Linked DNA regions of Homo sapiens: region 1 is linked to region 2. The links are chromatin loops, found by intact Hi-C in ENCODE. Cell type or tissue: PC-9. All regions are shown on one strand. Links, peaks and the distances in the headings refer to the core of each region. The heading gives the core; the rest is flanking DNA.

What was found. Hi-C counts contacts between places; a loop is a spot of excess contacts. Peaks named below come from ENCODE experiments on the same cell type or tissue, not always from the same donor. Only the 100,000 strongest peaks of a DNase experiment are listed, where the experiment ranks them.
Region 1: it touches region 2 in a loop (6-fold over the local background); 7 of 110 quality-filtered maps call a loop at or near these places.

The regions. Positions count from the first base shown.
Region 1 is chr17:41,665,923-41,668,828 of GRCh38, forward strand. No RefSeq gene overlaps it. Among named protein-coding and RNA genes, the nearest start is that of EIF1, 22 kb to the right of the region's middle. RefSeq lists enhancers at 1-308, 339-468, 1,339-1,568 and a silencer at 39-278. In PC-9, for the core only: CTCF peaks have their summits at 177 (motif pointing left), 383, 1,242 (motif pointing left) and 1,441; a DNase peak (open chromatin) is centred at 1,249; H3K4me3 peaks cover 962 bases; H3K27ac peaks cover 490 bases.
Region 2 is chr17:41,416,280-41,419,185 of GRCh38, forward strand. No RefSeq gene overlaps it. Among named protein-coding and RNA genes, the nearest start is that of KRT37, 6.9 kb to the right of the region's middle. In PC-9, for the core only: CTCF peaks have their summits at 1,415 (motif pointing right) and 1,618; DNase peaks (open chromatin) are centred at 1,582 and 2,042; H3K27ac peaks cover 2,500 bases.

The DNA.
Region 1 (2,906 bases), core at 151-2,650, 250 kb after region 2:
CACCGACCAACAACTGAAAACGGTGACAGCTGCCCTTACCCGCAGCTCCCCAGCGTAGCCCTCCCCCATCGCAGCCAGACCGGCTTGCCCACTGCGCAGCAAGGCGGAGCCCCGCACAGCTAAGCCCGGGCGTGGTGCTCGCGGCGCCCTCTGCTGGCCGGGCCCACGGCCTCCTCCTGCGCACGCGCGCCGCCACCCCGGGACCAGACCTAAAGGGAGAAGGCGCGATCTGGGGCCCTCCCTCCGCACCCCCTCGCCCCGAGAAGCCCCAAACCCAGGTCTTTGACCCTCATGAACATCCTTTGTCCTTCCTCTCTCCTGCTCCCCCTGCAAACATTTTAGGCATCCCTAAATGATCACCAGCCCTCGCCTGCTCTCTTAGCAGGCCTCCAGGTGGGGTTAGAATTGTCAAATGCTGGCACAGGACGAAACCCTAATAATAATAACTATGATGATGACGGCAGCTGCTGCTGAGCGGGCACTTTGTGGTTACCTTAGCAACCTTCCACCATCCAGGAAGTGCAGCCCCTTCTTTCACAGGCGGCAGCTGCAGCCAGAGGCGTGCGGGGACTTCCCAAGGTCACACAGCAAGAATCCTAAGAAACCCGGGGTGTTTCCTCTGCCTACGTGGAGCTAACCCTGCCTCCAGAAGCAGGGGCCTTGAGATGGGAGCAGAGCGATCTGGTGCCCCGGAAACCCCACCCCCACCCCCACCTTGCCCCATGCGCAGCGAACGTGGCTACATTTCCTATCGTTTGTCCAACCCATCATTTTGCCTTTGGGAAAATTGCAGGGGAGGTGGAGGCCAGAGGACAGGGAGACAAACGTTCGTGGGCATCTGCCACGAGCACATTTGCCACGCTTTGTGACAGGCCCTTTCCCGTTACACACCACACCTGCCCAGGACCGCAGCACAGAACCAGGACCCAAACCCGCCGACTCCCTCCCTAGTGCTCCTTCCTCACCCCCCACCCCCTCCCCCCTCCGCAAGTTCTCTCTTGGAAAAGGGGCCGCTGGGAAGGGGAGGAAACGCACTCACTACAGGACTCCAGGTGGGGTCCAGAGGCTCTGCCCCTGGTGCCTCTTCCCCAGCCCTAAAGCCCCCAGCCCTAGAGAGGGGACCCTCCTGCACAACATCTCCAGGGGACCGGGTACTCCACTAGGGTCGAGAAACGTTGAATAGTGCGGTGGGTGCGGGAGGCGCGCCTAGGTGCCGAAACCCGGTCTGTGCTGCCATCCTGTGGCCATTGCAGGAAGTGTGCCTGTCAGGCCGCTCTGCATTGAACCTGAAATGCCGGGTCACCCTTGGGTTGAGTGAAACCGGGCCCCATGCTGAGGCTACAAGGGACATAGAAAGGGACAAGACGCAGCCCGTGCCCTGAAAGAGCTTACAGTTCGGTAGGATGGCCTTCAAATGACATGATCCAACACTCAACTCGGCGCCAGATACCGCCCAAAATAGAAGATCGTGCAAAAGGTTCCAAAAGGTGGAGGCAGCCTGCCCCGAAGCACATCGAGAAAGCCCTCCTGCAGCAAAGCCGTGTCGAGACTGGGCCTTACAGGGCAGGCGGGGCTGGGGCAAACAGAGATGAAGGAAGGCGCTCCAGGCGGAGAGACCAGCCTGAGCAAAGGCACAGGGGCAGGAAACACGGATTCTCAGGAATCCAGCTTGTCCCAAGTCTAGGTCAACTGTGAAGGGGAGAGCAGCATGGCCAGGTCCTCCAGTGCCCAGGTAGGAGGTTTCACTTAACCCTTTAGGCCACGCGGCCAACAAAGGTCTTTGAGCAAGCCAGCAGCTTGACCAGAAGTCTGTCCAGGAAAAGAGCATGATAGCTGGGGAACGGGGGCAAATGGGTGAGGTTTCAGAGCAATTAGGAAGGAAGGAGAACAGGAGGAGGCATGAGCGACGCGGATGGTGGTGCCACTGGCAGAGCTGGGAAGTCAGGGGCCACGCAGGGGAGACCAGGGCTGGGGTTTAAGTTCCTGGCAGAACATCCCAGTGAAGACGTCCTTCAGGAAGCCAGAAAGAATACATTAATAAAAGAGGAAGTAATAGTTATTGCTCATATGTGTACAGACTTTATAGTAAATAAAGCAGCTTAATCCATCATGCATTTGACTCATATTTTATTTATTTATCTTTTTTTTTTCTTTTTGAGATGGATAAACCCCACCCCCTTGCCCACCCTCGTGGTCTGGCCCCTGTGCACTGCTCCGGCCCCTCCCCTTCCCAGTGTCTTATGATGGCCTCTGGGCCTTTCTAGTCAGCTTGGGCCCACGTCTTCCCTTTGCCTGGCTGAGCTTCACTTGCCCTGTGGTCTTAGCTTAGTGGTTCCTTTTTCCAGGAATCCTTCCTATACCTTGCAGGTTGGGTTGGGTGCCGTAGCTGTGATGCCCCTGCCCCGTACACCCTTGACATTTGCCCATCATGGCCTGTATGGTGCGTGACTGTGGTCTGTCTCCCCACCAACTTTACTTCAGTGTGGCGGCTGGGTCTTATTGACCACTCACCCCAGTGGCCTGCTCAGTATCAGTCAATGAACATTTCTTGAATGGAAGACCTGAGTGAGGAATGTGAAGCCCTGCGGGACCTGCTGGCACAGCGCAGCAGCCGAAGCGGGGGCAGACAGAGGCATCCGGGAGGGCCAGAGCTGGTCTCTGAAGGCTGGTCTCGAACTCCTGACCTCATATGATCCACACACCTCAGCCTCCCAAAGTGCTGGGATTACAGGTGTGAGCCACCACACCCAGCCTGGAAAGTTTATTTATTCAGGTCTGTTGCAGCCTCACTTCCCAGTCTGTGAAGATAAGAGCTAATTTCTCATCCAGAGAAGGGACCTCCGAGAGGAATCTTTATGGCTTACTGCATACAGGAAAAGACAGGTCAGCTCGCCCTTTCTAAAACT
Region 2 (2,906 bases), core at 283-2,782:
CTGAAGAGCTAGAAACAGAACAGAGTCCTCTGGAGGTTTTTGAGCAGATGAAAGAGAGAATCAAAGGAGAAATTTTAGAAAATTAATCCAGTGCCTGTCAACCTAAAATAATCAAAAGGCTCAGGATCTGGTTAAAAAGAGTTTTTTCAAGCATGGCATGTGAGAGCCGTCTTCTGGGGACACACGAACACCGAAGAATGGCAATCAGTACTCCCAGTGCAGGGGGAAAATGAAGATCACTTATATAGGCAAAAATAGAGGTGCTGAACAGAATTACGACGTTTTCCACACAAAGGCTAGTGTACAGATGTAAGATCTGATTGACCGCTATTGATTACACTCTCATGGGGTTGCTTAACATTCTATTGTAAAAAGGTAGCAGTCACAAGGGCCTCCTTCTCCAATGTCATTTACTCTAGGTTTGAATACAGACAAGGGAGTCTGGTTACTATGCAACATGTCAACACACAAGTCAGGAAGCAACTGTCTTTGCAGGAGAGAAGAAGAACAGCTATATCGCATGACCCAGTTTCCAAGGCTTAATTTTTCACTTCGGCATAATAAATTTAGAAAGCCCTGACATTTCATTTTCTTTTTTGTTTGTTTATTTGTTTTGTTTTTGTTGTTGTTATTGTTTTAGACGGAGTCTCGCTCTGTCGCCCAGGCTGGAGTGCAGTGGCGTGATCTCAGCTCACTACAACCTCCGCCTCCCGGGTTCAAGTGATTCTCCTGCCTCCGCCTCTGGCGTAGTTGGGATTACAGGCATGTGCCACCATGCTTGGCTGATTTTGTATTTTTAGTAGAGACGAGGTTTCACCATGTTGGTCAGGCTGGTCTCAAACTCCTGACCTCAGATGATCCACCTGCCTCGGCCTCCCAAAGTGCTAGGATTACACGCGTGAACCACTGCGCCCGGCCCCATTTTCCTTTTACCACTGCCCAGTGTGCACCCTGGAGTGGGAACACTCCATCTTCATTTCGTATGCTCTCTAGCATGCAATACAGTGCCTTGTACATAATATTTACTCAATAAATAGAACACAAAAGAGTGAAGGGCTGGTGGTGTGTGCAGAACAAACCTGGCACAGAAGAGAGCAGGAGGAGGCTCTTACAAGAATCCAGGCAGGATGTGATGGAACCCAAAACCAGCCACCAGCAGTGCTGAAGTAAAGGAAGGCACAAAGGACATAGATGCTGCAGAAGGACTCTACAAGACAGGGAGAATTACTGTATATGGGGTCAAAGGAGGAAGAGAAACCGAAAGTGGCCCCAAGGTCACCCCCAAGTTCCTAGGACAATTGTGTGCTTCAAGGGAGCTGAGAAGTCAAAGGAAAGAGCTGGCTAGAGCGGGAGAAGCTGCATTCAAGTTTGGAGAGGATGAGTGTGAAATATAGCTACCTGGGACTGGCCACTAGGGGGTCACAGACAAAGGCCTGGGGCCAGGGCAGAGCAGCCTGGGTCACTGAGAAACCCTCCTCCTCAGAAGCTAAAACGTATTACACCTGGCAGGCAGGTAAAGCAGGTAAGCTTAGCCCAGGGGCTCATACTTGAATAGGAACGGTGATTCTAACTGGGAGAGTCTGTGTATCACCCCCTAGCCCCAGTGGGGAGGTGATGTTTGGAATATCTAAAACAGATGGCAGGGAAGTTATTTTAGTTAGAGGAAGTGTCATTTGAAAACAAGCATAACCTGTATTTGAAATGAGCTGTCTTTTAGTCATGATACGAGTTTGGTATTTACATTTTTGAAAGTTAAAACATTAAGTGAGAAGGCAAGATATCTTTACATTTATTAAGTGGGAAGGCATGGTTATGAAACACTGAATTAGGTAGAAAAAAGATACATTAAAAATGGTTTAATTTAAACAGGCTGAGAACTTCATGAGCTTCAAGCTGAGCTCATGAAGATTATAAGTGGCCATGAGAACAGATGAAATTGATTTTGTTCTTGGTCAGGAAGACAAAGAGAAGATGCTGGGGGGAAGGAGGGGAGGGTGGGGCACACACCATCAGCCTTAGGTATCACATATCATCGTCTACAAAAAAACTATCCAAATAAAAAATGCTCCTGTTCAGGAAAGTCCAGAAATTCACTTCAATCTTCTTGGCTTCCCAGTGTAGACAGTGGTGGGAGCAGGAGTGGGCCCTTCCCCAGAGCTCTCTCGGTGACTGCAGTGTCCACCCCAGCAGCCTGTAGCTGTTTACCCTTTCTCCTTTCCACTTTGCTGGAATTTGTGAGAAATGGCATTTGGTGTCAAAAAATACATAAGTGCATGGGCCTCATGAGCCGCAACTGATGTTACCACGTGAAGGCTGGGAAGAAATATCACACATCAGCCCACAGGCAGTGCAGGATTGGTGAACTGAAGAGGGACGGGCTAAGCACTAGGTGGCTCAGAACCAGATGTGGCCCCCAGCCAAGGGAGCAGAAGCCTCAGGAGAAGGAAAATAAGAGACACCTGGTTGCAGTTATTGTGGCCAAAGCAAAGCCTATTGTGCCACATTCAGGGCTATATCCATCCAGTCGGTGAGAGTATGTGAGGCAGAGAGGCCAGGGACAGGCACAGAATGTCCAGGCGGGAGAATCACTTGCAAGAAAAGATGTCTGGGATTTGGTACCAGAGGGAGCCCTAAGCTCTCAGGCTAGGATAACGAATGTGAGTAAAACCCCAGGGTCCAGGTGTCCTGACTGCACTGGTTACCCACCTGCCAGCCTCTAGCCTTCATTTTCTATGTACCTGAGTGGCACCTCCTGTCACACCTAGCCATGGGACCTCATAGGTAGAGCTTGTTAAGGGTGTGACCTGGCCAAGAAAGGTGGGGACAGGTCGGATCTCCACAACCCCATCACACTGAGGGTCAGGGAGGGTCATGGCCACTTCTTAAAACATGACTCTTGTGGGTTC